Linked DNA regions of Homo sapiens: region 1 is linked to region 2. The links are chromatin contacts, found by Hi-C in ENCODE. All regions are on one chromosome and are shown on one strand. Each heading gives the region's core, a stretch centred on a gene start or an enhancer-like site at or near the end of the contact. The rest is flanking DNA. Distances are from core to core; before and after follow the strand shown. Region 1 has its middle 57 kb from the start of GBE1. Region 2 has its middle 280 kb from the start of GBE1.

What was found. A loop is a pair of places that touch in the nucleus more often than their neighbours do. Pooled maps may share reads with other maps.
Region 1: a map with no recorded cell type shows a loop between it and region 2 (4-fold over the local background). The contact joins two enhancer-like sites. A Hi-C loop is called at or near these places in 5 of 37 single-sample maps with no recorded cell type and 4 of 50 pooled maps.

What each region holds. Positions count from the first base shown.
Region 1 is chr3:81,815,734-81,821,135 of GRCh38, forward strand. No RefSeq gene overlaps it. Among named protein-coding and RNA genes, the nearest start is that of GBE1, 57 kb to the left of the region's middle. Within about 2 kb of position 1,403, at least 4 of the 41 ENCODE cell types and tissues checked have a DNase peak (open chromatin) inside an H3K27ac peak, as active enhancers do.
Region 2 is chr3:81,483,880-81,489,100 of GRCh38, forward strand. No RefSeq gene overlaps it. Among named protein-coding and RNA genes, the nearest start is that of GBE1, 280 kb to the right of the region's middle. Within about 2 kb of position 1,697, at least 6 of the 41 ENCODE cell types and tissues checked have a DNase peak (open chromatin) inside an H3K27ac peak, as active enhancers do.

The sequences.
Region 1 (5,402 bases), core at 153-2,652, 330 kb after region 2:
ATTGATCAGAAGCAAGTCATAGGTCCCACATACACTCAAGATGGGAGATTACATAAAGGCATGGACACAAAGAGACACCAGGAGGTGCAAATCATTGGAGTTTTCCTTAAGTTCTGTTCATCACACCAACTTTATTAAATCCTAACCACACTCCACATCTCTGAAATAATTACCTGATATAAGAGCAAAAGTTGCCTTTAGCATTTCTTCCAGATCCAGGTTCTGTATTACAATTTTTACTTTGTCATTTGCATTATCTTGTACCATAACATTTCAACAATGTAATACTAAGAAGTCTGTACACAAGTACAAATAAGGCCAAGAAGACATTGGATCTTCAAGGCTTGGGCTTGGCCTACCACATGTCAGCCCTGCTTCTGAAAGCCAAGTGGAAGAAGTATACCAGAAAGGTACAACCAGTTCATTGCATCTTTGCTACCATAGGTTACTATTGAACATTATTGGTTCTCTAGTGATGATACATTAAATGGTTCAGATCCTTGGGCAGATTATGCTGGTATTCCATATTTGAGCCCCAAATCATAGCTTTCTGTCACTGTTTCTGCAGTTATAAATTAGAACAATAAGGAATTTCTCTCCTTAGGAAATTCCACTGAGCCCAAGTCAACCATATATACTCTCTCTCTTCCCTGACAGCGAACTCTCCTTAGGGATCTTATGTGTCAGCAGAATTTAGTCAGGGCTATCTTCTCCTGGGTTTTTCCTAATTTAAATGGCTTTTCCTAATTTCTCATCTCAGGAAAGTGGTTGAAATTTTGCTTTCTTTATTTACCAAGAGTTTCTTATGCAAACTGGTGCACCCATGTTGGGGGCTCTGATTACCAAGAGTTAGGTGAAACCTGCTAAATCTAGTGGAAGATTTGTTCACTTAGGAGTGACTTTATGCCTTACATTTGCATAAGTGTGTAACCGCACAGAGTAGAGAAGATCAGCTCCAAGACAGCTTTCTTTCTTTCTTTTTTTTTTCTTTTTTTAACCTCTGCTTAAACAGAGAAGCAGCTGGTACTCTGCTCAGTAAAACAAATTAAAGCCCTGCCTCACCAGGCATTCCAGGCTCCCTGTTCCACTGGTATTTTATTATACGCAGCCTCAAAGCAGTCTTTAAGTACTGAGTCTTTATCAATTGAATTCTATGGGAGGTTTTACTCTTCTCCATTATGCTCTGCCAAATGCTGGCTGGAGCTGTGTGACGCTACAATTCTCTGTCATTCTATCCCCGGAAATCTTTGTCTGTGTTCTTTATGCATGTTGTGGCTATGGGAGCAGTGTTTTAAAGTCGCTTTGGTGGAAAAAACCCAAACTGAAAACAGCTACTCGACTGGGCAGAAACAAGGAGGCCATGACCTTTCTTCTTGGCACGTTAAACAGTCATTCTGGGAGGCAGTGGACCAGGTGTTACTGTTTAACTCTTTCACACAGTCTGATACCCTGTGGGTTACACAAGCACGTGGGACTTTTGAGATTTTTTTCCAGGGCCTTTAGTGGCTAATAAGTATGAGTAGGATGGGGAAGTTGGGTAAAAATGGTCCTGCTATGTTATTTATTCTCCCTACTCACCCCTCTCTCCAAGAATGCATGGACACCTAAATTTTAGATCTATTATTTTCTATTTAGATCTATCTGTGAACACATAAATAAATGCTAATGATGGCTTTTGAGTACTGAAGTTAGATGAATTTATATTTTAGAATGAAACTTGACTGAGACTTACCTGGGAATTTGATTACTTCAGAGTCAAAGATCTTGTTTGTGAAAAAATAAGAATGGGGAGGTAGAACAAGTGTCTGAGTTTGGAATGTCACCCCTTCCCTGATAAGAACCATGCACTAGAACTAGGGGACTGGGCTATGTGGAATGAACATAGTTGTTCATCATAATCTTCTTGATTCTGTTTACTCAGCTATTATTGGGTAAATTCAAGAGAAAATTGGGGATAAGAGATAGTCACAGGAAGGATTAGTTGACTGGAAAAGAAAAGAAAATTGCAAAGGAAATCCAAAAGCCACAACAGAGGAGAGTGAAGGGGATGAGAGTTTCTGTAGGCACTACTCTTCAAAGATGTAGCTGTTGCCTTATAGCCTTTTATATATAAGATGAGCTAGCTTGTGTGGAGCTAGCTCACCACCTGCACACACACACACACACACACACACACACACACACACACGTAGCTCACGTGAAACTGCCTTGGGTATTATTTTGGCTAATATAGCTGATGCAGCTCATAATGGTCCAAGTTTTTAGTTACAGACAACAGAATCCTCTCTAGTTAATGAAAGCAGAAAGTGATTTATTAAAAGATAATGGTAGCTCATAAATCACTGGGATAGTTGAAAATAAGTTTGAAGCTGAATGCTGAAACACCTCTCCAAACCATTTCACAGAAATGGAGTACCCAGGGAGCTGTTGCCTCTGCTGTGATCAGGAACTTGCTGAATCAGGGAGCTGCTCTTATAACTGGGTGCTCTAGAATAGGTACCTCTGCCAGTAACTATATCAGTAATACGGTGTATCAGTAAGATGGATTTTATATTGCCTGCCTTTTCATGTGACTAAGTTCTAAATTAAATACTTATGCCACTGTGCAAAACCTAAGTCATATCTTGAACCTTAGCTGCAAGGGAATCTGGAAAGTGTCATTTTTTTTTCTTATTCTTCTAGTCTCTGCATGCTAGGAATTAAAAATAAGTGTTGATTAAGACACACTACTGTATTCTGCCACTCTATGGAACTTAATAGTCTACAAAAAGATCCTTATTCAAAATGAAAGAAAGGATGACCAAATTTAAGTAAAAGAACAACAAATAAGGCAGAACAAAGCCAAAACAAGAAAGATGGGGAATATAACCTAGATCTGAATTCCTGACTTATGTAGATCCACCCATCAATAAGAAACAGCTATTTTGGACTTTCTGTGAGAAAAAAAGAAACTTCTGTTGTGATGAAACAATGAGGTCTGGGGTTATCTGTACAGCATTTAACATTACCCTAGCTAAGGCATCCTAGTCATTGATGTTTCTCCTACTAAGCCTACAGTTCACTAACCTGTCTTCTACAATCTAGCCAGAATGATGTTTCTGATCATTGTTAGCGTGGTACATAAACTCCTTTGAGACCTTTTCCCAGCCTCTCTCTCCAGTATCATTTCTTGAAAATTCCCTCCAGATTTACTCCATGTTTCAAAGGATACAATTACTGACTGTTCTTACTGGTTATTGCTCCTATAGCTTTGTAAATGGTGTATCCTCTTCCCAGATGCTTTCCTTATCGATATATTTTTCCCTTCAATGACATTAATTTTCCATCCTCTACAGTAGAACTTTTTCTGAGCATTTATTATATTGTGATTTTATTACTTCTTTACTTATCCTTCTCCTCTATTATAAAATGATCTCCTGGAAGACAGATCTATCTTATTCAACATGTTATCTCAGTACTTAATGTAGTGCTAGGTAAATGATTGATTCTTATTAAATTCATTAACTCATTAAACATGTTTGGATTATATATTATATGAAAAGACAGGCAATAAACATGCAGATAAATACATATGCAACAATTTTAAAATATAGGTGTTATAAAAATAAAAACTCATGGGACAGAGAGAGGCTGAAGTTGAGGTTGGGAATTGCTCCATAAGCTTAACAAAGTTTGAATCCTTTAAACTCTGTGCTTTAATTTCCTCATCTATTAAATGGGGATGATGATAGAACATATATCATCAGTTCTTGAAATAATTAAATGAGTGTATACATCTAAAATGCTTAGTGAAGAGCCTGGCACATAATAAGTGCTATATAATTGATTGCTATTAATTATTGTAAATTTATCTTCTTCATATAAATTAGAAAAATGTGTCTTCTTCCTGTAAACTAAAGAAATTCAACGTCTTCATATAAATTTTGGTTTTAACTTAAACCAGACATAATTAAGATGCTAAATGTTCTCATAAAAACTCTTTCCCTCTCACACAATTAGATAATGATTTCTAAAGCAGGTTTATGTGCATATGTGTATAGTATGTGTATGCCAGTGTAATAGGGTGCCTGCAAGTGTGTATATATTTGTACATGCCATGGCTTCTGTGTTAGTCTGTTTGCATTACTATAAAGGAACACCTGAAACTGAATACTTTATGAAGAAAAGAGGTTTATTTTGGCTTATGGCTTGGCAGGATATCCAGGAAGCATGTGTTGGCATCTGCTTCTGGGGGCGCTCAGGCAGCTTACAATCATGGCACAAGGGAGAAGGGAAGCTGATACAATGTATTACATGGCAAGAGGGGAATCAAGAGAGAGAGGGAAGAGGTGCTAGGCTCTTTTAAACAACCAAGTCTCACATGAACTCATAGTGTGATAACTCAGTCATTACTGCAAGATAACCTTTATGTTCTGCTTCCTTTTTATTCATAAGCTCCAACTTTAAGTCATTTCTTTGCTCCCATATCTTATCATTGGCTGTTAGAAGTAGCCAGGCTACTTCTTTAACACTTGGCTGCTTAGAGATTTCTTCTGCCAGGTATCCTAAATCATCATTCTTAAATTCAAACTTCCACAGATACGTAGGGTAGGGACACAATGCACCCAAGTTCTTTGCTACAGAGTGACAAGGATAATTTTTGCTTTTGTTCCAAATAAGTTCATCATTTCAATCTGAGACCTCTTCAGTTTGGCCTTCACTGTCCATATTTCTATTAGCATTTTGGTTATAACCATTTAACCAGTCCCTCAGAAGTTCCAAAATTTCCCTCATCTTCCCATCATCTTCTGAGGCCTCCAAACTCTTCCAGCCTCTTGCTGTTACCCAGTTCCAAAGTACTTCCACATCTTCAGATATCTTTATAGCAATGCCTTACTTCTCAGTACCAATTTTCTATGTTAGTCCATTTTGTGTTACTATAAAGAAATACCTAAGACTGGGTTATTTATGAAGAAAAGACATTTATTTTGGCCCATGGTTCTGCAGGCTATACAGGAAGCATGGTGCTGGCATCTGCTTCTGGTGAAGGCCTCTGGGAGCTTACAGTCATGGTGGAAGGTGAAGGGGGAGCTGGTGTATCATACGGCAAGAGATGAAGCAAGAGAGAGAGGGAGGAGGTGTCAGGCTCTTTTAAACAAGCAGATCTCATATGAACTCATAGAGTGAGAACTCACTGATTACCACTAGGACAGCATCAAACCATTCCTGAAGGATCCATCCGCATGACCCAGACACCTCCCAGGAGACTCACCTCCAACTTTGGAGGTCACATTTCAGGTGGAAAAAACATCCAAACTATATCAGCTCCTGTGGAAATAATATGGTTTGAGGAGGAATCAGACACTTATTATTACATTATTTTTGTACTAAGTTTATTTTCATATAATTTTAGAAGTCTATTT
Region 2 (5,221 bases), core at 447-2,946:
ATTTCATCTCCTCCTCCTTCCTTTCTAAAGGAAAAATAGAAGACTCATAGCTAAATAGTGTGAGGTGAGAAATTCCTAAAGATTTGAAACATATGTATTGCATTTCATTGCACAGATCTAGAACATTCTTTAAATCCAAATAAAATCATGTGTTTGGGTTTGATGCTTGTATGTAACCAGAAAAATACCTAAAATTGAGAACAAGTATCACATACAGAGATCAAGTGATTCACTGGTTCAAGCCAAATATTAGAATTAGTGAACTTTGTGTGTTTTCAGTTGACTTACAAATTATATATGTGTTTTTTCACACATTCATATGTTATAATATGTATATGTTGGATGAGTTTATTCACACATTTACAGCTTTCTATTTCCTGTATTACCTTAGACAAGTATGCATAAAGAATTTGAACACTTACTTCATTTAATTCATATTCTTGTGTGGCAAAGTAATTTGGTGTGATAGCATTTTTGTCGATTTTCTGTTTTGTATTTCCTTACTGTTACTACCAGACAGCTGTTGAAATTTCAGGCCAATGGTTGATATCCCTCCCCCATCTTCAAGAAATTAACATCTAGTTGTATAAACATTTATTAATAACAATGTGTGTTCTTGAGAGTACAGACTTTCATAACAAAAAAAGATGAACCAAACTGTTTCTACCTATGAGCTCTCTTTTGCAATTCTTGCTTCCTCTGTCAATTATTCCTTCTGCCTGTAGTCTACCTAGGTTGCGAGTAGGAGGGGAAGAGGGAACGAAATAGAGAACCTCAACACTTGGTTGCTATGATGGGATCTAAGGCTATTTCAGTTTGTATACAGTTTACATTGCCCTCTTGGTTACCATAGAGATATTGTTAAATGTCATTCACAAGGTTGGGCTATATTAGTGCAAAGCCTGGAGTAGCTGAACACTAAGGGGGCATTACATCGACCGTAGGGGAAAGGAATTCACTGGGACATCCGTATGTTCCAAGAGGAAACATAAGCAATGAGGCACTGAGCATGAAGAGCTGCAACTTGAGCCCACCTCTCCTGACCACTATATCATACTATTCTTTTAAAATACAGTTCAGGTTTCTGGGTAAAACAGTTTACACAGCATATATAAGGGCCAAACACCTCTCTCTGGTCCAGCAGAAATGACAAGAAAAACTGTAAGTCATAAGTAAGCTTCTGAAAGACATGTTGTTAGCATAAGCATATCTAACACAAAATACATTTTTTTAATGTACATAAACATTGCTTTCTCTGCACAGTTTTTGCCAAGAGTTAAAATCCAGATGTAACACTTTATGGAGACAAAAACACTTACAGCTACTGTATTATAATTCCTCACACTACCAATTAAGAAATTCTGCCCTGAAGTATGAACGTTTCTCTGAAATTCTCTACAAATCACCATTAATAAGATAATAGGGCAGAAAAATTAGCAGGGAGTTCATTTGATTTTTTTCCCCCCTAAAGGCTGGCTTTAGTTAGAAAATTTATCTACATTTCTATTCTAACACATTGTGAATGATAAATGAACTCTACTGCTTAAAGGACATGACATTGCTATGCTATTTTCTTTCATCAGAATATTCTACCTAGCTCAGTGCTTGTCCCCTTGTAAGGAATAGAGAGGGAAATGAAACTCACTACTCTGAAGACCTCAAGTTTAGGGCATGACTCAAAATAGTAAAAAGAAATAGTCTGAGAGGCACAAGGCCAGCCAGAAAGCTGATTCACTGTTTTGGACTCTATCAGGTCTGTCTGTTCCAGCTCATTCTACATAGGAAAAGCAATAAGGAAGCAATTTTACATTGCTTTCATCACCAGATTCAATGGCTTCACGACCAGAGACAGAAAAGATACTTTTCCAGAAACTGAAAGCTGAATGCGAGAGGGAAACACATGGCCTTTCATCGCTTCCCCCACGATCTGTCTGCACTCGCTTCCACTCTCTTCTGTATTATTTGAAGAACAGGCTTCTTATTCAGACAACCTCCTGTATGATCCCCATAGCAATGGCTATAACCCTGATGGGTGACAAATGTTGAATTGGTATTGCTAAGGGGAGTGCTTCAGTCAGAGAAAGAAAAAAAAACTTGCATTCTTTTACAGCTGTTACAAGAAAAGTCAATTTATTATCACTGGTTAGTTTTTGAACTTGAGGAACATGGTGGCTAACTCCCTCATTTTAGGTTAGAGATACACACGTCAGCTAAGAACAGGGCAAAGTGAGAAACATTACATTTATAGAAAAGAGAATATGAGAAAAGTTGACCCTCAGAGTTCAAGTGGTATAAAGTGGGAAACATTCTAGGAGAAATGTTTACAATTCAGTTTTTGGCTATTATGAGCTATGGTATTTTCTGAGTAGGCTATTTATTAAATGAAAACCTTATGCATCACTAGCATTAGGTGTAAATCCTATTATGCATAATAGGGCAACTACTAGAACTCGTTTGCTAATATTAGAAAATGATAGCAAGAAATCTGTACTCATGTTTTCTAGAACATAAAAAATTGAAACAGCAAAATATTTATTTTTAAAAAGTCAACAAAGACAGGTCATTCATTTCTGATGTTGGTAATAAACACGTCAGAGAAAAAACATTGTAAGGCACATTACAAGAGTAAAATTTTGCAATTCTCTTGATTATTGCAACTCTTTTTATTTTATTTTATTTTATTATTATTATACTTTAAGTTTTAGGGTACATGTGCACAATGTGCAGGTTAGTTACATATGTATACATGTGCCATGCTGGTGTGCTGCACCCATTAACTCATCATTTAGCATTAGGTATATCTCCTAATGCTATCCCTCCCCCCTCCCCCCACCCCACAACAGTCCCCAGAGTGTGATGTTCCCCTTCCTGTGTCCATGTGTTCTCACTGTTGAATTCCCACCTATGAGTGGAACATGCAGTGTTTGGTTTTTTGTCCTTGCAATAGTTTACTTAGAATGATGATTTCCAATTTCATCCATGTCCCTACAAAGGACATGAACTCATCTTTTATGGCTGCATAGTATTCCATGGTGTATATGTGCCACATTTTCTTAATCCAGTCTATCATTGTTGGACATTTGGGTTGGTTCCAAGTCTTTGCTATTGTGAATAGTGCTGCAATAAACATACGTGTGCATATGTCTTTATAGCAGCATGATTTATAGTCCTTTGGGTATATACCCAGTAATGGGATGGCTGGGTCAAATGGTATTTCTAGTTCTAAATCCCTGAGGAATCACCACACTGACTTTCACAATGGTTGAACTAGTTACAGTCCCACCAACAGTGTAAAAGTGTTCCTATTTCTCCACATCCTCTCCAGCACCTGTTGTTTCCTTTTTAATGATTGCCCTTCTAACTGGTGTGAGATGGTATCTCATTGTGGTTTTGATTTGCATTTCTCTGATGGCCAGTGATGGTGAGCATTTTTTCATGTGTTTTTTTGGCTGCATAAATGTCTTCTTTTGAGAAGTGTCTGTTCATGTTCTTTGCCCACTTTTTGATGGGGTTGTTTTTTTCTTGTAAATTTGTTTGAGTTCATTGTAAATTCTGGATATTAGCCCTTTGTCAGATGAGTAGGTTGCAAAAATTTCTCCCATTTTGTAGGTTGCCTGTTCACTCTGATGGCAGTTTCTTTTGCTGTGCAGAAGCTCTTTGGTTAAATTAGATCCCATTTGTCAATTTTGGCTTTTGTTGCCATTGCTTTTGGTGTTTTAGACAAGAAGTCCTTGCCCATGCCTATGTCCTGAATGGTAATGCCTAGGTTTTCTTCTAGGGCTTTTATGGTTTTAGGTCTAACGTTTAAGTCTTTAATCCATCTTGAATTAATTTTTGTATAAGGTGTAAGGAAGGGATCCAGTTTCAGCTTTCTACATATGGCTAGCCAGTTTTCCCAGCACCATTTATTAAATAGGGAATCCTTTCCCCATTGCTTGTTTTTCTCAGGTTTGTCAAAGATCAGATAGTTGTAGATATGCAGCATTATTTCTGAGGGCTCTGTTCTGTTCCATTGATCTATATCTCTGTTTTGGTACCAGTACCATGCTGTTTTGGTTACTGTAGCCTTGTAGTATAGTTTGAAGTCAGGTAGCATGATGCCTCCAGCTTTGTTCTTTTGGCTTAGGATTGACTTGGCGATGCGGGCTCTTTTTTGGTTCCATATGAACTTTAAAGTAGTTTTTTCCAATTCTGTGAAGAAAGTCATTGGTAGCTTGATGGGGATGGCATTGAATCTATAAATTACCTTGTGAACTCCCATTCACAATTGCTTCAAAGAGAATAAAATACCTAGGAATCCAACTTACAAGGGATGTGAAGGACCTCTTCAAGGAGAACCTCTTCAAGGAGAACTACAAGCCACTGCTCAATGAAATAAAAGAGGATACAAAGAAATGGAAGAACATTCCATGCTCATGGGTAGGAAGAATCAATATCGTGAAAATGGCCATACTCTCTGTTTTGATTATTGAAAACATTTAGCCAATAAAGAACTTCCTAGAAGATGACATAACAATGAGAATGTTACTGATACATAAATGAAAAGTCCTACAGTAAAAAATATTAGAATATTAGAATGTTCCATAAAGGTCCTCTATTCTGTGATATAACCCAACTGCTTTCCATTTTGGACTCTTAATATTTTATTTGTTTGTATGGGTTTTTGTAATTCCTACCTAGCAACATGCATTTATTGCTCTTCTGGGTGGGGGAGAAGGGCACTTGACAGGGGCAATTAACTTACATTACATTGTTAAATCCTAACTTTAGACTGTGAAATCTAAAGAACCTATTAGCAAAATCAATCAATATAATGAAAATATGGCATATAATTAGTCCGTTCTTCCTCACTTTGCCAGAGGTCAAAATGAAAAGTAAATGTGTTCCAGGTGTTAAATAATTTATTATAATTTAAAAACTATACCTAATAAACAGTATATCTCTTCATATAGAACACATGCAAAATTAAGGAACTATAAACTACAACATGAAATATCATGCTTCATGATTCTGCGTTGTGTTTTAATCAATAACTCTCACAGTACACAGACCATGTGAGTGCTAAGATATTAATAATGTCCATGCAATGGGAAAACCATTACAGATGACTTTCAGTAATTTTCCCCAGCATGTATCATTATCAGCTGGCACTGCTGATTCTTTCAGGAAATCAAACTACTATTCTGTTTAGAAGTTAAAGTAAATAACACCTTTCACACTT